Linked DNA regions of Homo sapiens: region 2 is linked to region 1. Evidence: chromatin loops called from intact Hi-C (ENCODE). Cell type or tissue: endothelial cell of umbilical vein. All regions are shown on one strand. Links, peaks and the distances in the headings refer to the core of each region. The heading gives the core; the rest is flanking DNA. Region 1 has its middle 75 kb from the start of MKKS. Region 2 holds the start of LOC105372524 (a long non-coding RNA gene).

Region 1 (12,268 bases), core at 2,060-10,059:
AAAAGAAAAAAAAATATGTGAAGGAGGAGCTGCATCCCATTCCTATTCTATCTCAGAAATAAGTTAAAGCAGTACCAGCTCAAGTTAACTTCCTTTGACAAAATGTGGGAAGCAACTATATTCTACCAATGCTTAAAACAAAAAATAAAAACAATTATTTTTTCAGGGTGTCTAAATTAAGGCATTGAACTGAGGAAGGTTGGATTACCTACAAGTACAATAAACAGTTCTTGTACTTGAGGAGTTAAAATTCTAGGCAGGGAGAAATGACATTAACATGGCACTAAGCAGAATGAAGGATAAATAAGGGGTAAAAGAGTAAGTGAAGCACTATTGCAAGGCAGCTCTTGAGTACATTAATAAATGAATTCTATAAACAGTAAATGCCAATGAATAATGACTCCAGGTTTGGGAAATTAAGAAAGTGTTTACAGGAAGTTTCAGTACCAAGGTTGATTGGATTGAAACCTTTGTCAGGACAGCAAGAGGACATTGAAAGAAGCAGAAGTACGGGAGCAAAAATTTAAAGACAGGAAAGACAACGTGTGGTCCTGGGACGATTAGTTCACCCTTACTAGTGTTTTGGGTTTAAAACGAGCAACACAAAGCTAGTAATAGCAATATCCAAATTCCAAAGAATCTCATGTTTATTCATGATCTTTTCACTATGAGTAGACTGTGTTGATCTGTTAGCGAGTTTATTGTTTCAAAGGAGGAAAACATATTGAGGTCAGTTACAGAAATGGAATATTTGAAGTCGATGAATTCAAGGAAATATATTCAGGTCACCAATACCTTGTGCAGAAATAGATAAAAAGAAGAGGGTAAAAGTGCAAATTATTTACATTCTTGAAACCACAAAAGTGAACTGAGCCAAGAACACAGCTGGAATGTGACCCAGTGGGGTAGGGAGTCCCACAGAGCCTGAACACAAGCCCACTTAGGCTTCCTTGGTTAAGACCTGAACTTCCCCATCTGATAATGGGAAAAAACACATCCAAAGGAAGTAAATAGTAATTACATGTGGAGCTAGTGGTTGTCTTTCTAGTTCCACCTTGGGATTGAGGTTACAAAAGATAACGTAGAGAGAAAACATTCTAAAGTTATTTATAATAGAGTTAAATTGAACTTAATTAAATGTTTGTTTGAGAGTTTATGGGCCCGAGTGGATTTCTCTCCCTGACCTTGGTCAAAGTCAGTCTATAATAAATCAAGTGTAGCATATCTACATGGTAGTGCATATTCCTTTTTTTTTTTTTTTTTTTTGAGATGGAGTCTCACTCTGTCAACCAGGCTGAAGTGCAGTGGCATGATCTTGGCTCACTGCAACTTCCACCTCCTGGGTTCAAGTGATTCTCCTGCCTCAGCCTCCTGAGTAGCTGGGACTACAGGCACTCGCCACCATGCCCGGCTAATTTTTGTATTTTTAGGAGAGATGGGGTTTCACCATATTGGCTAGGCTGGTCTTGAATTCCTGACCTCGTGATCTGCCTTCCTCGGCCTCCTAAAGTGCTGGGATTACAGGCATGAGCCACTGTGCCCAGCCAGCAGTGCATATTCTATTGGTATTGCTACCTGAAGGAAGCTGGGAAATGGCAGGCTTATTCTTCTCTCCTTAGGATTATAGCCACTCCAACAGCCAGTGCACCCATAGAGAGCAGTGGGAAAAGCACAAAAGTCAATAGGAATGGCTAATCATTTCATTTAGCCTTTACAACACCAAGAGATAAGAAGAATAGACTTTATTGTTCCTATTTTACAGATGAGAAAACTGAGCTCCAGAAAGATTAAACAGTTTTAATAGTGATATCTCTTTTTAAAATCAAAGCATATAGGTGCTTTGATGCAAAACACAATGATATGAGCATTTCATAAATTAACATTTTTTCTATCTAGTTGATGAATATTTTCTTCTCTCTTTTTTAAAGGGTTTAAACATTTTCTTTTGAGGTTTGTTTTTTACTATTTTTGAGACAAGGTCTTGCTCTGTCACCCAGGCTGGGGTGCAGTGACGGCCATCTTGGCTCACTGAAGCCTTGACTTTCTGGGCTCAAGCGATCCTCCCAACTTAGCCTTCAGAGTAGGTGGGACTGCAGGCTCATGCCACCACACCCAACTATTTTTTTTTTTTTAATTCATTTTATAGAGACAAGGTCTCACTGGGCTGGTTTCAAACCAGCTTAGATTCAAGCAATCCTCCCACTTTGGCCTACCAAAGTGCTGAGATTACGGCATGAGCTACTGCACCAAGTCCCATAAATATTTTCTATGACGCTTGCTAAGGCTTTTTTCCTGTATATGGTGTGTTTAGGACTTGAACAAAGAGGTTTAATTCATTTCTCAGAAAGCTCAACACTTTTTTCACTCCTTCAAGTAATGTTTCATTTTGCTTTGTTTGATCAATAGTTCTTTTCTCATTTCTAATTTAATAAAGCACAACTCTTCTTCCCAGACAATGGAAAGCCTGAATCAACAATAACAATTTTTGTGGGCAGATTCCATGGGGAGGGATACAAAGTATCAAACTGCTATGTGAAGAATTGAATTTTATAACATTCTGGGAATCTGTGAAGGAAAAAATAAAGCCAACACAGGGTTTCTTGGCCATAAATTGTAAACATAGTGTTCTATAGTTGGGTGCCATTCTAACGGAGGCAGCCCTGGTACAGATGACAGTGTTACTAACAACTCTAATGGAAAACTTGCATTTGAGTCTCATCTCTACTGCTTACTAGGCATGTGGTGATAGATGGGACACTACACCTTAGTTGCATTTTCAACAAAATGAAGATAATAATACCTCCTTGAGATATTGCTAAAACTATATATAACACAACATCGCAATATCCACAGAGTCATCATCTCCTGACCACCAGCACCATAATCAGCAACATCTCATAATAAATCACAGGAGTGGTTATTAGGGAAAAAAGAGAAAAAGCCTATATCTTAATAATAATATACTAGTCATTCTAGATATTTGATCCTCTTTTATTTCCATCCAATTTCCAATTGACTCATTTACATTTATTTCACAACACTAAAAAGGAACTATTGAATGTTTGTTGGAAAGGCCTTTGGATTGCAAGTTAGTGATAGCCATTTCATTGTAAAGCAGAAACACAAAGGTTTATAGAACCTATGTGTAGTTTATATAGTCTTTTATGCTTCCACTGTATAAAAGAGTGATCAATATAAAATAGAACCATAGAAGCAATGGACTGTAGATAGAAGTTTGGAAAGCAAATAACTTGAACAAATTGGTTTTGGTGAAAAATAATGTACTCTGATTATCCTAACCCCAAAGTACACATCATCCCTAGAGTGCCACATGACCATCCTGGGCATTTCTTTTAGAATAATATAAGTGCCTAAGAAGCCTCAGGAACTTGGAATAAAATCAATTAGTATTTGCTGTAATTTCCATAGCATGTGTGACCCTTGGGTTGAAGAGTTAAAAAGAAATGTATGAAGCCTAGCCAAGAAGTCTACAGTGGAGGAAAAAGTATTTGTCTCAATTTTACTCCAGAAATTCTGTTCTTGAATGGGAATGTAGACAAGAATGAAGAAATTCATTGAATGAAAATACTAATTTATATCCGTGGCACTTAGTCAACTAATTTGTTTCAGGCTTTTAATAGTTGAAAATGTTGGACCAGCATTTATTTACTTTTGTTTTTTAGAGATGAGGTCTCACTATGTTGCCCAGGCTGTGCTCAAACTCCTAGGCTCAAGTGATCCTTCTGCCTCAGCCTCCCAAAGTGCTGGGATTATAGGCGTGAGCCACTGGTGCCTGGCCTAGATCAGCATTTCTAGAGTCCAACAGGAGTGTTAGTGTTTTAAAGAAGAACGTACCTTAATGGTTTTCAAATTCTTCAGGCAGCAAGTCTGGAAATCATGATGCTTTTTGTGGAATCTCATGAAATACTAATATATTTAACTCATATTGTGGCAGACTGGCTCCATGCTCATTACTCTTGTTTCTTTTCCTGGCACATGTGACAGCTCCACTTTCCAGCCTCCCTTGACCTTCAGTTGGAGCCATTTGACTGGAGTATGACCAATGGAGTATATATAGAGGTGCTGCTGACTGGACACATGACCAGATGCACCATCTCTTTTCCCCTTCTGTGGCAACCACAGAGGCCACACATTACAGAGCATAACATGAAGGAAGCACAGAAGCCTGAGTCGCTGCTTGAAGGAGAAACTCCCAGGGGGCCAAATAACCAGAAAATTCTACCTTGGATTTTGCTTAAATAAGAAATAAATCTTTATTGTGTTAATCCACTGAAATTTGGAGACGATTTATTACAGCATTTAGTGTTACTTACTGTGATGGTTAATTTTAGGTGTCAATTTGCCTGGATTAAAGAATACCTAGAAACCTGGTAAGGCATTTGTATTAGTTCATTCTCACACTGCTATAAAGATACTATCTTAGACTGGGTAATTTATTAAGAAAGGAGGTTTAAATGACTCACAGTTCTGCATGGCTGGGAAGGCCTCGGGAAAGTTACAATCATGGCGAAAGGCGAAGGGGAAGCAGGCACGTCTTACATGGTGGCAGGAGAGAGGGAAGAAGGGGGAAGTACCAGAAATTTATCAAACAACCAGATCTCGTGAGAACTCACTCACTACCACGAGAACAACATGGGGAAAACCACCCCCATGATCCAGTCATCTCCCACCAGGTCCCTCCCTCGACATGTGAGGTTTACAATTTGGATTACAATTTGAGATGAGATTTGGGTGGGCACCTAGCCAAACCATATCAGCATTGTTTCAGGATGCATCTGTGAGGATGTTTCCAGAAGAGATTAGCATGTGAGTCTGGATGAACTAGGTGGGGAAAGTGGTCTGGCATCATCCAATCTGCTGGGGGACGCCCCAGAGAACAAAAGCAGAAAAAAGGTGAATGTATCAACCTATCTGCTGGAGCTAGGATACACTCTTCCTCTCTTGTCCTTCAACAACATATATATATCTTCTTGACTCTGTCTCTCTGAAGAACTCTGATACACTTACTCTAACTCAGTGTTGTCAAATATAGCTTGAATATAGGCCTTCTGATATTGTAAATAAAGTTTTATGGCAACACTACCATGCCTGTTTGTCTGTGTATTTTCTATGGCTGCTTTTGCACTACAGTGACAGGGTTGAGTAGTTGCAGCAGAGATCTCATGGCACACAAAGCCTACAGTGTGTACCATGTGGCCTTTTAGGAAAAAATTTGCTTATCTCTGCTCTAATTAATATACCTATGAATGGTAATTTAGCTCCAAATTTTATATTTGGTTGTTTAAAATTTGTTTACATATTAATAAAATGTTGACTTAAATTAATAATTAGCATATTCTTACAATTTGCAAAAAAGAAAACTCTGACCATAGCACATGGTGGCAAGGCTATGAAACAATAGGGACCCCTATAGGCCACTATGGGTAAATTACATATAAATTAAAACAACTTTGTAAAATAAGCAATATCTTAAATGGATAAGTTATGGCATAGTTATAAAATGGGATACTGTACAGGCTGGGCTCATTGGCTCATACCTGTAGTCTCAACAGTTTGGGAGGCCAAGATGGGAGGATCACTTGAGCCCAAGAGTTAGAGATCAGCCTGGGTAACATAGTGAGTCCCCATTTCTACAAAAAATAATAAAAAAAAAAATTAGCTGGGTTTGGTGGCATGCACCTGTGGTCCCAGCTACTTGGGTGTCTACAGTGGGAGGATCCCTTGAGCCTGGGAGATAGAGGCAGCAGTGAGCTGTGATTGTATCATTGCACTCCAACCTGGGTGGCAGAGGAAGACTGTCTCAAAAAAAAAAAAAAAAAGGAATACTAGAATACTATACAGTAGTTAAAAAAAATGACCCACAGTTATATGCATCAACAGAAATAAATCTCACAAATATATGTTGACAAAATACAGCAAGTTGAAGAAAATTTCATACAATATATTACCTTTTAGGTAAAGTTTTAAAAGATGCATAAAATTCTGCATAATTTCTTAGGGATACAGTCATGTTTGAAGATAATTGCAGGGTAATATCAATCACCAAATTTAAGATAGTGGTTCCCAACCAAAATGCCCATGAATGATAGACTGGATAAAGAAAATGTAGCACATAGACACCATGGAATACTATACAGTCATAAAAAAAGATGAGTTCATGCCCTTTGCAGGGACATGGATGAAGCTGGAAACAATCATTCTCAGCAAACTAACACAGGAACAGAAAACCAAACAACCGCATGTTCTCACTCATAAATGGGAGTTGAACAATGAGAACATATGGACACAGGGAGGGGAACATCACACACTAGGGCCTGTCAGGGGGTGGGGGGTAGGGGAGGGATAGTATTAGGAGAAATACCTAATGTAGATGACGGGTTGATGGGTGTAGCAAACCACCATGGCACGTGTATACCTATGTAACAAACCTGCACGTTCTGTACATGTATCCCAGAACTTAAAGTACAATTTAAAAAAAGAATAAATAAATAAATAAATAAATAAGACAGTGGTTTCTCCAAAGGGAGGGAGTTGTAACTGGGGGAGAGAATACAAGAGTTTCAAATGTAAAGGTTAAATTCTACTTCTGAAGCTGGGTAGTGGGTACATGTTATATTACCCCTGTGCTATTCTTTATACTTTTTTGATTGTTTTTAAATGTCACCATAAATTTTATTTTATTAAAAAATAACATTTAGTACAATATAAATTGCTTTAAGTTTATAAAACAGAAATGTTCAATTAAATCAAACACTTGCTTGGTGGATTTGTTATCATGAGTAGACCATGAGCTCATCCAACTTTTAAAAACGAAAATACAAATGGAATTATTTGCATTCAACGGAAGGTGCTGCTATTTGGACCTTGGATTAACTCAGTCTATAAATAACCTCGAAAAAATAATAAACAACAGTCTTGAGATCTTATGCATTGATTCATAGTAGAGGTTATTTTGTAAAAAGGCTAAGATAACTTTGCCATAACCTAACTGTATACTCATACTACAAAAATAATTCAGTTGGCTTAGGTTCAAAATCCAGCCACAGTGTCGCTATTGTGCTGAAAGGTCTTTGCTTGTTGTTATTTCTCACTACTTCTGAAATCCATTACAACCCTTTGGTTATCTTCAGTGCTGTTGGTTCTGTCTAATTATTCCCTAGAGATAGACTAGAAAACACAGATATGAAAGTAAGGCTTGAGATTTTAATGACAGCAGGTTGGAGGTGGGCAGTGAAAGTGACTGACAAGTAGATGATCTTTCTGCATAGACTCTATGCCAAATAAGAAGGTCTACAGTCATAAACATTTATATATTGACAACTTTGGATATAATAATTCTAATAATAGCTTTATAGAGTTTTACAGAAACAGTAATTAATAGATCTTGATATTTCACTTCCTGCTGATGTCTTAGACCTGATTTTAACAGAACCTAAAAATAGTTTCTAATCTGAATTCATTAAATACACTCACACTTAATAGGAAAAGAACACTGAATAACACATTCAAGTGTCAGGATTTAAAAACTCAAGCCAAAAACCATTTGGTTAATCAGGACTTCTCTATTTATTTGTTTATTTATTCTCTATTTCCTAATCATTTAATATCTGACCCACAACACAAATGCAATGCAAAGAAGGCTCCTTAAATGGATTTTTATATAGATCTCAGAATTGCTTCTAATGGCAAAAATGGAAGACAGAACAAATGCAAACCTCCTTTCCCTGCTGCTTCTAAAATTCTGTTTTGGAGAAAGCATGTATTTTAGTAAAGCATAGGAAAGAGCTTGATTTCTTCCTTTGTGACAAATAAAATGGAATAAATACACATTTCTTCCTAACACCTTTTATATTCAAAGGATAAGCAGACTTCTAGAGGAACAAAATGATGTTATTAAATGAAATGCAAATGTTGAAAGAGTATATGCATTATATATCTTAGTGCAAAGCCTTCCGATGCTTGTCAGATCAATTCTGCAACCTCATTACACACTTACACATTTAGGGGATTTCTGCTTTAAATATTCTCACAGTTTTCAAACATTTTCAGCACCTTAGCAGGAAACTCAGAGGCCACTGAACCTGCTAAGGATAAACTTAATACTGGTTGATGCCGGAGCCCAGGTGAAGTCCTGTGCTCCAGAGAGCCTTTAAGAAGATGGTAGTTTATTAAAGTTATCAGACCTGGGGGAAGATGACAGTAATTGGGGGAGAAGATAATTCTTGCAGTTTGAAAGGAACAATCATTTCTTATCTTTGATGTTACAAACTCAGAGGTAATAAGGCAAGATTCATCTTTGCCAAGTTGACCACCAACCCTGAGTCACTAAGACCATGAGCCCTGTTAAAGATAAAAACCAACAAGTAAGGAAATTGATGTTATTCAGACTATCAAAACTAGGAGAAAACCCCACAGTGTCTTGGCAAGGTAGTTTGCCTTACACATTTTTTTTTTTCAGACAGAGTCTCACTCTGTTGCCCAGGCTGGCAGTGGCATGATCTCAGCTTACTGCAACCTCCGCCTCCCAAGTTCAAGCGATTCTCCTGCCTCAGCCTCCTGCGTAGCTAGGACTACAGGCGCGTGCCACCAAGCCCAGCTAGTTTTTTATATTTTTAGTAGAGACAGGATTTCACTGCGTTAGCCAGGATGGCCTCAATCTCCTGACCTCATGATCATCCTGCCTCGGCCTCCCAAAGTGCTGGGATTACAGGTGTGAGCCACCATGCCCGGCCTGCCTTACACTTTCATAGGGAGGTGTAGACACGTTATAAATGGGGTGATTTACAGTTAGGTTATTTTGCAATTAGGAAAATTCTCTGTTAGCCGAAAAGAAAATGTTTATCTCTATGTCTAGCTATATTCAAGGGTACAGGTAGTTCTAATCTCAGATAATCATTCATGAGACAAACAAAAGAGAGGTGGAGGGTCTGTCTCTGGCCTTTGAGCAGGTTCAAGCCAAAGAAGAAAGGTCTATATTTGGCCTTGTCACAGGTGAACAAGGGAGGCCTCCATGCAAGTGTGATAGGAGTCATCAGAAAGTGGACAGCCAATCTGACCTAACTCTATGAGGGAGGATGGCTCTTTGCCATAAACCTTTTCCTGGAACAAAAAAGAGTTGGGGGGGATTTTGGATGACAAAATGTTGTGAGGATTTCTTAACTGTGCTGTTTTATGGGAGCACAGGGCTCAGGTCAAGTTCAACAATGTCAACTCATTTACTCATCTGCTTATCCATCTACACCAAATTGCCCACCTTACCTGGGAACAAAACTAGTTCTCTATTGTCACATTCAATCTTGTCTAATCAACCTTGTCTGATCAGCAGCAACATATCAGAATTACCAAAAGTCAATACTGAAAAGGCCAGACTTCCAATGTTAGTCAGCATTTATTTATACCAAGGTAAGCTCCTAAAATTTATACATAAATTAAATGCTTATAGAATAATTTGGAGGTCTCATGGAATAATGATTACAAGTCTGTGCTCTGCTGTCAGTCTTTCTCTGAATTTGCTCTTTGCAGAACTTTCTATGTCCCTGTTTCCTCATCTCTAAAGTGAGGATATTGCTCTCCCATCCTTACATGGTCATAATGAGGATTAATTTTGATAATGTGTCTAAAACGGCACTTGTCAAACTTTAATGTGTTTCAGAACCCCATTGGCATCTGGTTAAACTGAAGTTTCTGAGTCCACCTGTCTGGGGTGAGGCGTGAGGCTATGCATTTCTAGCAAGCTCCCAGTTGATGGCTATGCTGCTAATGTCCAGACCACACTTTGAATAGCAAGAATCTAAAGCCTCAATCACACTGCCTAGCACACAGCCAGTGGTTAATCAATAGGTGTTATTGGTATTAGATTATACACCTGTGCATAAAATGAGGCCAATAAAGCCTTCTGTAAGGTACATACACCCTGTGTCTTTGCCTTATGTGTGGCCATACATGTGATTACAAAGTAATGAGACATACAAACTGCATGTGAAAGTCACCCTGATTTTGCTGTCTCAAGTTCTGCTCAGTGTTACACTCTGCTAGAATTGAGTATACTTTCTCAGCTAACTCTTCAATGCCTCACTAATTAACTTTTAGTCTGAACATTACTCATTAAATTGTGAGCCCCTTAAACTGCTCTCTGAAAGTTCAGAAATGATCAAATCAATACACCTGGTGTTACAAAAGAAGATTGGTCAAGGAGGAACAAGAAAGGCTATCGAGTGCTGTGAAACTCACAGAACAGTGAGCCAGGCATTTCTCTTCTGAAACTCAGAGCTTACTTTCAAAGTGGGATGACTTAAAAGGTAAAGAGAGGCTCATAGTTCAACTGAGAGGATCTCTATGGATATAAGACAGAGGGACAACTTCAAATATCTAAACTGAAAAATTACATGACTGTGCATGGAGATGTGTTTTAAAAAGCCCTGTGGAATTCACATGCACTGCTGGTGGGAGTATAAATTGGTACAACCACTTTGGAAAACTCTTTGGTAGTACTAGGTTGGTACGAAAGTAATTGCGGTTTTTGCATTATGGGAATTTGCCATTTGATATTGGAATACATTCTTAAATAAATGTGGTTATATTATACATCATTTTAATGGGCATTTCTCTCTTTATACTTTTTTGCTAATGACTTATTACTTGCTGTTTAGTTTATGTTTATTTTAGACTATGGAAATGATGTTAGACAAAAAGCAAATTCAAGGGATTTTCTTATTTGAGTTCAAAATGGGTGGGTCATAAAGCAGCAGAGACAACTCGCAACATCAGCAACGCGTTTGGCCCAGGAACTGCTAACGAACGTACAGTACAGTGGTGGTTCAAAAAGCTTTGCAAAGGAGATGAGAGCCTTGAAGATGAGGAGCATAGTGGCTGACCATCGGAAATTTACAACAACCAATTGAGAGCAATCTTCAAAGCTGATCCTCTTACAATTACACGGGAAGTTGGCAAATAACTCAACATCGACCTTTCTAGGGCATTTGAAACAAATTAGAAAGGTGAAAAAGCTCAATAAGTGGATGCCTCATGAGCTGACCAAAAATTTAAAAAATCATCATTTTGAACTGTTGTTTTATTCTATGCAACAACAATGAATTTCTCAATCAGATTGTGATGTGCGATGAGTAGTGAATTGCATACGACAACCAGTGACGACCAGCTCAGTGGTTGGACCAAGAAGAAGCTCCAAAGCACTTCCCAAAACCAAACTTGCACCAAAAAAAAGGCCATGGTCACTGTTTGGTGGTCTGCTGCCGGTCTGATCCACTACAGCTTTCTGAATCCCGGCGAAACCATTACATCTGAGAAGTATGCTCAGCAAATTGATGAGATGCACCAAAAACTGCAGTGCCTGCAGCCAGCAATGGTCAACAGAAAGGGCCCAATTCTTCTCCAGGGCAATGCCCAACTGCAGGTCTCACAACAAATGCATCAAAAGTTTAACAAACTGGGCTACAAAGTTTTCCCTCATCCACTATATTCACCTGACCTCTCGCCAACCAGCTACCACTTCTTCCAGCATCTTGACAACTTTTTGCAGGGAAAATGCTTCCACTACCAGCAGGATGCAGAACATGCTTTCCAAGAGTTTGTCAAATCCCGAAGCATGGATTTTTATGCTACAGGAATAAAAGAAACTTATTTCTCATTGGCAAAAATGTGTTGGTTATAATGGTTCCTATTTTGATTAATAAAGATGTGTTTGAGGCTAGTTATAATGATTTAAAATCCACGGCCCAAAACCACAATTACTTTTGCACCAACCTAATATCTACTAAAGCTGAACATGCACATGCCCAGTGACCCACCTATGGAATCCTACTCCTAGGTATCCAACAGGAATGCATATGCATGTTCACCAAGGGACAGGTACAGAAATGCTTAAACAGTACTAGTCATGATAGCCCAGACTGGCCACAAGCCAAATGACCACTCATTAGAGAATGGTTAAGTGGCATATCATACAATAAAGTATTACACACCAATACAAACTGTTGAACTACAATGTATCACAATAATGTGGCTGAATCTCATGAATATGTTAGGCATAAGAAGCAAAACAAAAGAATGAAATTAAAAACAAACAAAATTAACCTATGTTCTGTTCAGATGGGGCCACCTTTGGGGTAGGGACTCGGAAGGGCTTCTGCAGAGCTGGTTATGTTCTATTACTTGGTCTGTTGCACTGGTTACAGAGTATGTAAACTCTGTGACAAGTCATTAAAGAGGATAAACAACTGTTTTTCTA
Region 2 (12,268 bases), core at 1,693-9,692, 190 kb before region 1:
GAGGATGGATGGCACACACCGAGGAACCAACTCTTTCCAAGAGATAGAACAGATGGCATTCCAGATATGAATATGTATAATGTAGACTGCTAAGTTGTTAAATAAGTATGTATTTTTAGGTGGATTCATGAAAATCAAGAATTTTATAACTAAAATGAAAGCCAAGCAAATGAAACCACAAACACCATTGAAAGCTGTGCATTACTCCATGTTTGTTGGTATTGGCCTCCATAGCATGCTCCAACCTCTAGAGAAACCACTCGAGAAGAACCAGGAAGAAATAATTCAAAACTGCGGCAAAGGATGTTAACTTCAAGCTTCCATGCTCTAAGACCCTAGGACGTCCATGGATGGCAGAATTAGTATTCAGAAGAGCAAGGAGTGGGCTGGATTTTTCCTTGGCTTTACCACCTTTCTCTATGTCCCTTTATTGAAAATTCCACTCTATCACACCCCCAACTCAAATTCCTTATGCTTTAATTTGGCTGCCCCAAGAACAAGCCTAAGAGGCATAAGAATAATGCAAGTCATTGAATCAGTAGAATCAGTCAAGAAGATCAGCTTCCACAAGCTTCCAGTACAAATAGTACCCTTCAGAAGACTTTAAGCTCTTTGCTCCGTAATAATACTACATTACAGGTATACTTATTTCCAGTTTACAGAAAATTTTAACAATCCCATGTGAAAAAATAGAACATGAATTGTTACCCCCATTTTTACAGAGAAGAAAATGAAGTCTTGGAGAGGTTAAACAACCACTCAAGAATGCACCAATGGTAAATGTGCCACTGGGACTTGAAGCTAAGACTCTGATTCTGTCCAGTAATGCATCTGATTTGGCATTCACCAATGAACCTACAGCCAAACGGGCCATCACTGGAGAAGTCCAACTGCTACTTGAAAAGCCTAATCCATGGATTAACAGATTCCAATGAGTTAGAACATCAAAGGGTAGAATAGGATATATTTCCACAATCTGGGAACATTCCAAATAGAGAAACTGGATTCTTATTTATCCATTATTGATGCAAGTCCTTAACTCCTTCCTGTATCCATGGGACCTTTTGCAATCCTTCACACTAGAGACAGAATACACTCTCCTGCTCCATTAATGATAGGCAATGGAAAGGTGATCTGCTTCATCCAATGAAATGTTAGCAAGTGTGATGCAAGCAAAGACTAGAAATTGACTTACTTGGTTGTGCTTGTCCTCTTGTGCTCCTATTATCTGCCCACAGTAGCTCACTGAACCAAGGGAAATGAGAAACATGTGCATAGATCTAAACTTAACTCACTGCTTTGAGACAAGCACATCTGAGCCGAGCCTAGATCATCCAGCATGCAGCCAACTGCTGACACATGAGCAAGAAAGAACATATATTGTTATTTGAAGCTATTGAGTTTGGGGCTGACTTGTTTTACAGCAATAGCTGACTAATACACTTGCTATATTTCTTTCATCTTCCTACTTCCACTTCAATGCAAATGGACTCTGCCCCTTGTTATTATTACTGTCTGTTTCTTTCCAGGCAGCAAATCACCACCTCTTTTGATGTCCTAAATTATCAGCAGTCTCAATATCAAGATCTACATAGTCATTAATTTACAAAAAGCTATTATTAGGAAGTGAGATGGTAGTAAAAATAAGGTAGGTGAAGTTATACCCACAAAATAGAATATCGGGGTGCCAGATCAATATTTAATAAATGGTTGAAAACTTCAAACATTTAAAGATTATTTTGTGGTTAACAAGTTAGAGAAAACACATTGCCATTAGACGACATTTCTTATGTGCTTCTTTACATAGTGACCTGGTGCTTGATGTGCTGTGAAGACAGGATGCTCATCGCCTTATAGTTTATCGATAAACACAGGCAATACAGAGGCAGGCAGCTAGTAGAAAATATAGATAGGTGTTGGATAAATTGATAATAAAAGGGTAAGATTAAGTGTTTTGTTTGGTCTTATTTTACCATTTCAGATTTGCTTGATTATTAATTTCCAAAGCCCCAGAAAACCCAATTCTCCTGCATTCCTAGAAATCGTGGCAGGTTTCCATCTATAGAAAATTACATGCTTTTCTAGGTGTTTCAGAGGTTTAAGTTGCTTAGTTCTTTAAGAAACTGCTCCAAGCTGGGGTGAGGGGAGAAGAGTGTACCAGTATCAACCCACTTACACAAAGAAGGACTTGACTATTCATCAGGTATCTAGGGACAATTTCCTGAAGATGATGGAAAGAAGACAGTGCCTAACACTTGGATGGTAAGCACTTCAACAGTATTTACTAAATTAAAGAAGGGAGGAAAATAGGAACTAGTCCTGCCTTACCCATCTTTCCATTCCTTCCGCTTTGTGTTTTCATCTCAGTTTTGTCAGATCCATTTCTCTGGCCTCTCCAACTCTCAAAGTTCCAGCCCTGTGATTCAGCCATCGCAACTCTCCCAAAGTGTTCATTGATCACATTTCCTCCCTAGTCATTGGCACAGTGCTTCTTTCATATTTGATTCTTGACACCTGCAGGTTTTCCATTTTGGCTCTCAACTTTTTTTATTATACCCCAGTGGGCTTTGTTTTGTACATATCCCCCACCCTGAGTGTAGCCTCAGAAAGGTGGACTTTGGTTCTCAATTATAAGAATATATATATTCTTTCTAATAGCATCATGCTGGGCACTGTAGTATCCAATCCTATAGTGCTTACAAGGCACTTTATTCCACACTAACTCATCTGACCCTCACAATGGTGTTCTCAGTTGGATAGGATGACCCTAACTGTTCAAATGGGGACTCAGAGTACAAAGGAGGTCACAGAGTTGGTATATAGAGAAACCAAGACACAAACCCAGTTTTCCTGTCTCTAACTCTGGGAATTATTTCTTTGCATCATGCTATTTTAAAAAGTACTAGCACTGCTGAAATTCTTGGACTTTCTTTATAATACACAACCTTAGAAGAGAAAGTAAATCATTGCTAAGGAAAGGAACTTTTCTTAGCTCAAAAAACAGCCTCAAGAGGACTGAACCTCTTAGAATGCTCGTCTTTGCCCAGATGATCACCAGCCACACTCCAACATATTGATACAGATTTTATGATTTTATAATTTTGGGTTCAGTTGGCAGGACTCACTCTTCCAAAAATAGCTTTGGCCTTAATGGGTAGGATGAGCTGCATTACAAAGGCCCTCAACTCCATAAAATTTGGCATCCAGCCAAGCCTTCAAAGGTGACTAAAGAAGAAATATCAAGAAAGACCAGAGGTTGGTACTGCCTTGTGAACCTCTCAACATCTATTGGAACTTATCAATTTTATAGATATTCACATTCCAAAGCAAGGAGCATTTGAGCTTTTAGAGAGATTAGAAGACCCTAAAAAGTGCATCTCGCTCAAAAGGTGTCCAGCTTGTCCAGTGGTCATTGTCCAATCTGATTCCATTTCAAAATCATTTCCATATAACCAGCTTGATGGTGAGATTCTTGAAAAGTTCTAGACCAGGAGGAGGAAATGAGGGTTTGGTTCCTGGCTGTGCCACTAACCGACTGCATGAAGTTAAGCAAATTATGGGGCCTATTCCAACCTCGTTCTTTTTACAGGTCTGACACCTACAACGTGTCAGACACTGGGAATAGAACAGTCCACAAGACAAAGTCCTTGCTCTAAGGGAACTTACCTTCTAGGGAAGATATATGATAAACCAATACATAAATATATAATAAGGACATGAAAGCAATAGAGAACAAAAGTGCTGTGAAAAAGATGCTGTTTTGGATAGGATGGTCTTTTGAGCAGTGAAATAAAATAAATATCTGAGGGAATAGAGTTCCAGGTGGAGGGGACAGCAGGAAGGCCATGAAGTTGGGGTGCACCTGGCATCTTCAAGGAACAGGGAGAAGGCCAGTACTTCTGGAGCAGAGGGAACAGCCGGGAGAATGGAAGGCAAGGAGGTGAGCGATAACAGGGGCCCAATCCTGGAGGGTCTTTTAGCTTTGGTAATGACTTTGGATGGGAAGGCAGTGGGGGAATCTGAGCAGATGAGGGTATGAACTGACTTAGGTTCCCTGAATGTGACCTTGGCTGCTGTATGAAGGACGGGCAGCCATTTCCTCATCTGATAGCAAACTGGTATGGACCAGAGAAACGAGAAGCTTCCCACTGCCACTCTAAGAGCTGAGATTCCGAGTCATATGTTTTACTGAACAAATTACTGCCCATCTTGGTTGAAGCCCATCGGGGCCTGAGCTAAGTCTTTGATCCCAGAGGCCAAGGCAGCACCATTCCTCGCCATTAGCCCATGGCTAGTGACCCGGGAGGTACAAAGTCAATCCTAGCTACAGCAGGAACTCCTGCAGAACCTGTGACCCTCATAGCCAGGGGGTCTCAAACCAGCGGGATACATCTCAGAGTGGCTTTGCTGCGACGTACCTTTGGGTAGTTTGAGACTGAAATGACTCTAGTCACTACTTTTCATTTCCATCCTTTCTTCCCTAAAGGTCAACTGGAAAGGCAGCCGGCTGAGAGAACTCGATCTCTGTCCAGCAGAGATTATTTTGTGGACGCTCAAGGTTCTGAGAGCTTACTTCCTTTTTCTGGGTCACCTGCTTGGTGTGAATTCATCCAAAATCATCCGTTTATTTTTAGAGCTATAAATTATATCTGCATTTCTACTCTCCTGCAGAAATTCAAGCTCAGAGCTTGGGCAGGGGCCCTGTGTTTGAGGCACAGAGACTGGCAAAGCGTCTTGCCTCCCACCTCTTCTGAAGTGAGGCCTCTGCGCTACTGTGTCCCAGCCCTTCAAAAATCCTGAGTCATTTCACTGTTTCTGTTTCTCCCCTTTCCCCAGCAAGCTTCCTGATGCAAAGGAACACCGGAGCGGGGCGATTGCCTCCCTAGAGCTGGGCCGGCCACCCCCACCCCTCGGGCTGCTAAAGCAGCGGGCCGGGCGGAAGGTCGGGGAGCCAGAGCCCAGGGAAGAGCAGAAGGCGCGGGGGGGCGGGGGGGGCACCCAGGAGGGAGGACGGGGCAGCGGTGAGGGTGTAGACGGGAGGGAATCTGTCCGGTGCCGCAGTGAGTTGGGTGGCGGTGATTTGTTCGCGGGCGCAGGCTGGGAGGCGGGGTTCCTGACTCACTGCGGCACTGGCAGGGCTGGTGACAGCACCACCCCCGCGCCGCCTGCAATCTGCCACCGCTGCCACCGAGCCGAGGGGCGCCAGCAAGGCATCCCCTGGGTCAAGGGGCCTCCCGTGGGCTTTCCAAACAGCCTGTGCTCATTTCCGCGGGAGCCCTCGGGGCGCTGTGCTGTGGCTGCATTGTCACTGTTTGTTTATTTCTACATCTGCTCTGTTAGAAGATAGGCTCGCTTAGGACAGAGCCTTCTAATCCACCCCCTGATGAATTCGGGCCCTCGCCTTTGGCACAATGCCTGGCGTCATCACAACGCGGGTGATCAGTAAACGGCAGCGAAGGAAGCGGGGTCAGGACTGGAGAGGAGAGGGGGAGGAAGACAGACGACCGGAGAGGAACAAAAATGGAAGGTAACTTGAGCTTTCATAACTGCAGAAGTGCAAAACAGCTCCCTGTGTGATATAGGAAGTAAAACCGTAGAGATGGGACTTGGCTGGCCTGCCCTTCACACACTTTAGACATTAACCCAAAGTTCATGCTCCTGCCATGACAGTGATGGTGGACAGGAGGGAAGAAAATGACAAGGAGGAAAGGAGGTGTCTTTTGCTCTTAAAAATGAGAAGGGTCATAAACAATCCATCGGCTGCAAACCACGAGTTGCCCCCAAAGCAAAGCAGGTTAGTGGCTGCTGCCGCCTCATCATAGCTTCAGAACCCACAGAGCCTGGAGGACTGTCAAACATTATCTAATATCCCATTCTACAGAAGAGAAAACTGAGGTTGAGGCAGGAACGCAGACAGGAATCAAGGTTTTGGGGTTGGGATTTGCAATCCATTACTTTGCCTCCTGCATCCACTGCTTTTCCCTGGGCATTCTCTTCTTCCGGTTTCTTGGAAGTTAAAATTGCGAGAGAAGCAACACAGAGTGGTTTTCCCAGGGCCTCGACCTCGGTAAGGGAAGACGTGGAATTCCGAGTGTGGAGACCCAGACAGCCTCCGAAACCCCCACGCAACCCTGGGCGTTCAGCAGCTGCCAATGCCCGCCTGACAAGTTTCTGGGGCATCTCTGCACACGGAGAGGTGTGTCTCCTGCAGCTCCAAAAACAGATTTTGCCATCTCATCCCCATATTTGCAGTCTCCAGTTGGCTTCTTGTGATTGGCCAGAACTTTTCCTCACTGGAGAGATGAGGAGAATCCAGTCCTCCAACCAGCTGAGAGAAAACACTGCAGTAGCAGAGATAGCAATGGCTGTTCCACCCCACACTGATACGATGTCAGGGAGCCAGGGGTGGGCTCAACAGGCTGAATGATGCCAGGGACTCCCAAGGGTCTATACATTTAACCCTGGAGGAAGTGGCCTCTGACCAGGTACCTAACCTTCTGTACTTCTCGTTCTGTAATTGGGGGCATCAGAGTGTATTCTTTGGCTTTCTGGAAAAAAAGATTTCTCAAATTTTAATTTCGGAAGTTTCCATCAGGACTGGCAGCTGTGTACACAGAAGGAGGTTGCTAATGTATTTCAGATTGGGGGCAATTACAGCTTCCCACCTACCCACCCCAATCTATTCCCAGATCACTGCACCACACTGACTCTTGGCCTCCTCTAGAGTTGGAAACTCTACCTGAGAGATGCACTCCTTTAAACTAACATAAAACCTAAACTAACAAAACCATAGCACTTCAAGGTATCCTTAGGGTAAGGTTTAATGACCTATTAATATCTCTAACACAGCAATTCTCTTGCTTGGCTATTCACTAGAAGCACTTGGAGAATTTAAAATAACACTGATGCCCAGGCCATACCTCAGACCATACCTCTAGAGGTGTTTTCTAAAAGCTCCCCCAGGTGACTATAACAACAGTAAGACTGAAAACCTCTGCTCTCGTGGGAGCTGCTAGTTTGCTGGTCAGCATCTGTTCTCCCTTCCACTAATAGCACCTGATGTTCCTTTGGAAACCCCACTCTTTCTTGGTCCACTTGATTGAGTTACACTAACCCCATCATCACCTCCCATTTACTTTTTTCAGGGAATAGCAGGCTACCAGTTTGGCCCCTTTGCATTTTTCCATTCCCCTGAAAGAAGTAATTGGTTCAGGCAGAAGATGTGATACAAGGGGGTCCAATGAAAATCAGTCTCAAGACTGGCTGAAACTATTGGGAAGGGAAAGATCTGTTTCTGCTGCAGTTATTTAGGAGAAAACATGGGAGCCTTGAGCTTCCAGCAGGCATTTTGCCACCACATGGAGAAAATCTGCTTGTAAATTAAGGCAACATAGAGGAAAAGAGATTATTCATAGAGTGAAAAAGACTGAAATCTAATTAATACCACTTCTGAAGCCAGATACTTCCAGTAACAGATATTAAATCCCCCTTTTCACCCAAGAAAACTTTGAACTGAGTTTTCTATGATATGCCGCATCATAGCAGAGTTAATCTGTTGCTTTAAAATGCAGAGAATAGAGTTCTAATCTAATATGACAGCAAACAAGCAAGCTTCAACATTCCTGGTCAAAGATTCCAGATAGCTAAAGACAAGTGGGTGCTGTCCATCTTCAAGGATAATGGCTTTCAGTGGAGAAGGGTGAGGAAACTGAAGACAGCAATGTTCTACTACATGTTTTTTTCAGTTAGTATCAAGAGTTATTGGTAGCTTAGCCTTTGCTAAATATGAAAGAGCTTAAGAAGTAAAGAGGTTCCAACCATAGGAACCTCTTTTAACCGTAACTATAAGAGCTTTTATAATAGCTCTTATAGGTTTTTATAGTAGCTCTTATAGGTTTTAACCATAACTGTAAGAGCTTTTATAATAGCTAATATAGCAGTGATGTATAGGAAGTACACAGAAGCACACAACAGACCATCAAGACAATGCATTGGATGTTTCAGATTCCCTTCTTGGTCACGGGAGATTCCCTGGAAAATGTGCCCTCTGTCTGAAAGTGCAAGTGAAGCCAAAGTAATTGATTGGCTGCATTTTAGATTTGAAAGTTTTTCCATGAACAATTGCCATGTAACAAGCTACCCCTAAATTTGGTAACTTAAAAAATGATGTGTTTGACTTGTCTTTGTATAGACTTGGATAGCTTTTCTGGGCTTACCTGGGATCTGCAATTGGCTTCTGGTCAGCTAAGTGGCTCTGTGTCTGAACTTGGCTGGCTCTTGGCTGGGGCAATGGGAGTGATGAGCTAATGTATCTGTCAACCCTTCAGAGCCTAGCCTGGGCTTATTCACATGGGGGAGGCAGGGTTCCAAGAGTGAGAGCAAAATTGCACAAGGTCTCTTGAGATTCGGACTCAGAACTTGCTCACTGTCATCCTGCCACATTCTATTTGTCAAAGTGTGTCACAACCCCATTTTTTTTTTTTTTTTTTGAGACAGAGTCTTGCTCTGTCACCCAGGCTGGAGTGCAGTGGCTCAATGTCAGCTCACTGCAACCTCCACCTCCAAGGTTCAAGCGATTCTGCTGCCTCAGCCTCCTCGGTAGCTGGAACCACAGGTGTGTGCCACCACACCCGGCTAATTTTTGTATTTTTAGTAGTGGTGGGGTTTCACCTTGTTGGCCAGGCTGGTCTCAAACTGCTGACCTCAGGTAATCCACCCGCCTCGGCCTCCCAAAGTGCTGGGATTAGAGGCATGAGCCACAACGCCCGGCCACAACCCCGCTTCTTGATGGAAGGAGCTGCAAAGTCACATTGCAGAGCACCAGTAAGAGCTCAGAGATCATTTAGCCCAATCCTCCCCATTTAACAGATGAGAAACTACAGACACCGAGCTTACCCAAGTCCCCATTTGATTAAATAAATTATATAGGATTATGCTGCCTTCCACACTGATACTCTGTCCACACTGATGTTTTGTCCACTATATCTCCTTTTTCCAAGTTATTTCCCATACGATGTAGCTCATGTCCATTATCATAAGATCTCTGCGAAGTGGTTAGGCAGAAATTGCCTAAATGTGCTACCTAACAATGGAAGAAACTGATACTCTTCTTCTCAAATTCGCCCATCAAATATATAGGAATTCTTTTCCAGGAATGGGCACTGGAGTCACAACAGAAAGCAGGGCAGACATAGATCTTATCTGTACAGAACATAGAGTTTACCATTTAAGTGGTGTCACTGGGACTTCAACCAAGACTGTATGATTCCTCCTCTGGATGTACTTTTCACCCACAGTGGTTGTTATGGTTCCCTGAAGGCTAGTTCGTCTATCAAAGCCAGTTGTTTGTATTTGTGACGGGGCAATCCATATTAATTTACAGGGTTCTCAGCCTCCCCTCATCCCCTTCTCTTCTCCTTGTGAATGAGAATGCTCTGTTTGATCACTCAACTTTGTGTATTCCCCACTGTCTTTACTGGGTAAGGTCCCAGGATTTGTGGTGGTTGACTCTGAATAATGGGAAGATAAAGTTTAGAAGAATCAGGAAGAAAAAAGTAAGAGAATGAGACAGGAGAACCACATAAGATTGGGCAGCAAAAAAAGCTGGGGTGCAGAATAGAAAGGAAGGGATTTGTAGAATGAATAAAACTACAGGCCACATGAAAACTAGAGAGAAGAAAGAATGTTTTAAAATACTGTACTGAGTTATGAACTGAATCTCTTATTTTTCTTCCAGATACAGAAGTGAAGTTTGATCTATTTTTTATTTTTATTACTATCGGCCACTAACTTAGTTGGTTTTTAATGTAACACTTTGGCAGGCCTAAACCACATGCAAACTGGGTAGTTATCTGGAGCAAATTTAATTAAGAATCATTATGTCCCCTGAAAGGACAACCAGAGTTTGTGCCTTCTCTAAATACTTGGTCCAAATCAAAACATCAATTGTCCTTTTCTTAATGAAAAAAAAAAAACCTCAACTCCATACTTTATTCTGGTTTCATTGATTTTTCCCGAATAACATTTTTTCTGTTTCAACATCCTAATTGGGATACCACATTGTATTGGTTTGTCATGTCTTCCTAACTCCTCTGGACTGTGGCAGTTTTTCAAACTCTCCTTTTTTGGGGTAACCACAAAAGTTTTGAGGAGAGCTAGTCAGGTGAAATGCCTTTCAATTGGATTTTTCTAAATTTTTCTTTTCATAGTTACACTTGAGTTATTGTCTTCCCACAGAGAAAAGACCACAGAGGCAAAATGGCATTTTAAACACATGATATCAAGTGTGCATATCATCAACGTGACTTATGACCAATGACGTTAACCTCGACCATCTGGCTAATGTGCTGTTTGCCAACTTCTCCACTGTAAAGTTGCTTCTTTCTCCCTTTCCATCCTGTATTCTTTGGAATCAAGATGCTAATTGTAGCCCACACTTAAGGAGTGGGGAGTTCTGTCTTTAACCATAGTGAAGAATTTTATTTACTGGAATTTCATTTAAAGTTGGAGTGGGAAGGAGGATGATTCTCAGAAGAACAATAGTGTAAAGAACAGAAGAACAATACTGTAAAGCATAAGGGGTGAGGGAGTTCCCATATTATAAGCATGATGGGCAGAAATATTGCAGAGTAGGGAATGAAGAAATGGGAAGCCACATGCTGGTGAAAGGAAGGTTTGGAAAAAGAGAGAAAATTTAGCAGTTGTTCTCACTGAAAAATTTTGTGAAGAGATACCTAGAGAGAATGTTGTGAATGTTTTCTGAGCAACTCACTGTGAGAAGCCCCTATACTACATCTTTGAGAAAACTTACAGTAAAGATTTACATTCATCTTCTAGGTACCAGAAACTACACTGTTATCTTGTCCAGGCAAAAACTGGTCCACAAGAGAGTCCTATCATATTTGGGTTGTACCAGCAAACAATAAGTTGGGCTGGGTCTAGATCTGAAATGAAAGATCTGTAATCCAAAGACCAGATCAAGCATATTGTTTAATTTCTTCAACCTCAAGGAACTTATAAAATTGCTTATAGTAGCAGATTTTTGCAATGGCATCCATTAGTTCCACAGCAGTTTCCCATTATTTATCTAAACATGCAAGGGGTAGAGTGGCTAATAGTGGGATCTTTGGACTGTCTTGAAGATTGGACTCTTTTGTTAATTTTGTATTCCTCGATTATTGCTTATACATATATTGTACTCCATTGTGACTCATATTTTTTGGTCATTACTTTTTACTTACATATAACCCATAACGTTTTTTATGTATGTTTCTACTGCAGAGAGAAAGATTATTCCCCCACTCAATACCTATTAACTGATTGGCTGCTTTATGGTTGCTATTTCCATTCTGCACACTTGTGTTGAAAGATAAAGCTTCGATAACTTACAAGGAGCAGTTTAGCAAGTTGAAAGAAACTAGATGTAGGATCCATGTGTTTCCACAAAGGATATGCAGGCTTCAACTAGAAAGATGATTTAAGTGTTTAGGGAAGAAATAAGCATGTTCTAACAAGAGTTTTGCAGTCAGCAAAACAAGGTATGTGGTAAATAGGTCCTATCTTGGGAATTGCCAGAGCCCAGAGCTTGTGCTGTTGGCCCATCCAAGGAAACCAGTTAAATTAACTGTCTGGAAGGCATCCACAGAGATCCTTGGCTGGGAGGCAGAAGCAGGACATGGAACAGGTGCCCCTTTCCACTATTCCTGGGCACAAAGTCTCATTTCCAGCACACGCTGTGGCAGCAGGAGATGCAGTAAATCAACCAAGCTTCATTTCATCTCAGAAGTCCTCTGTGTACTAATAATGCAGGGAAACTTAGCTCATGAAGGAAAGAAAAAATAAATAAATGCTGACGGTTGTTAGAGCTAGTCCCAGTGATAAGCCTGGAACAGGCAAATATTCTTAGTGATTCAGACAATTACTATTAAACAGAGGCCAGTTTCCAAGTGACGTTGTGGTGCCAAACACAGCTTTTATCATTTTTGATGAGATTTTTATGATGCTTGTTATCTGCCAATATTATTAATGTTGTTAATGACATAAAAAAATTAGCATTTGCCACCTGTGTGCCAGAAGGCAGGCCTTCTTCCTTCTTTGGTCTTTGTTCTCACTAGTTTCATAGGCCATCTTTGCTTTGAGAAGGAGCAAAGTTGTCAGCCTAGACCTTGTTTGAGTTCTTGTCTGAAATATACTGGTCACCTAAGTGCATAATTCAAAGAAGCCTCCAGCTTGGTAGCTCCTGGGCCTCAGTCCTTCAATTTGCCTTTTA

The links. Hi-C counts contacts between places; a loop is a spot of excess contacts. Peaks named below come from ENCODE experiments on the same cell type or tissue, not always from the same donor. Only the 100,000 strongest peaks of a DNase experiment are listed, where the experiment ranks them.
Region 2: it touches region 1 in a loop (7-fold over the local background); 2 of 110 quality-filtered maps call a loop at or near these places.

Annotation. Positions count from the first base shown.
Region 1 is chr20:10,352,750-10,365,017 of GRCh38, forward strand. No RefSeq gene overlaps it. Among named protein-coding and RNA genes, the nearest start is that of MKKS, 75 kb to the right of the region's middle. In endothelial cell of umbilical vein, for the core only: a CTCF peak has its summit at 5,438; DNase peaks (open chromatin) are centred at 4,772 and 7,002; H3K27ac peaks cover 1,577 bases.
Region 2 is chr20:10,167,260-10,179,527 of GRCh38, forward strand. All of the region lies in intron 2 of SNAP25-AS1 (SNAP25 antisense RNA 1), which reads right to left. It overlaps LOC105372524 (a long non-coding RNA gene), which reads left to right and starts at 5,170. Exons shown (of 4, transcript NR_187933.1): 1 at 5,170-5,527. In endothelial cell of umbilical vein, for the core only: no CTCF peak of the experiment used is centred there; no DNase peak of the experiment used is centred there; H3K4me3 peaks cover 885 bases; H3K27me3 peaks cover 1,160 bases.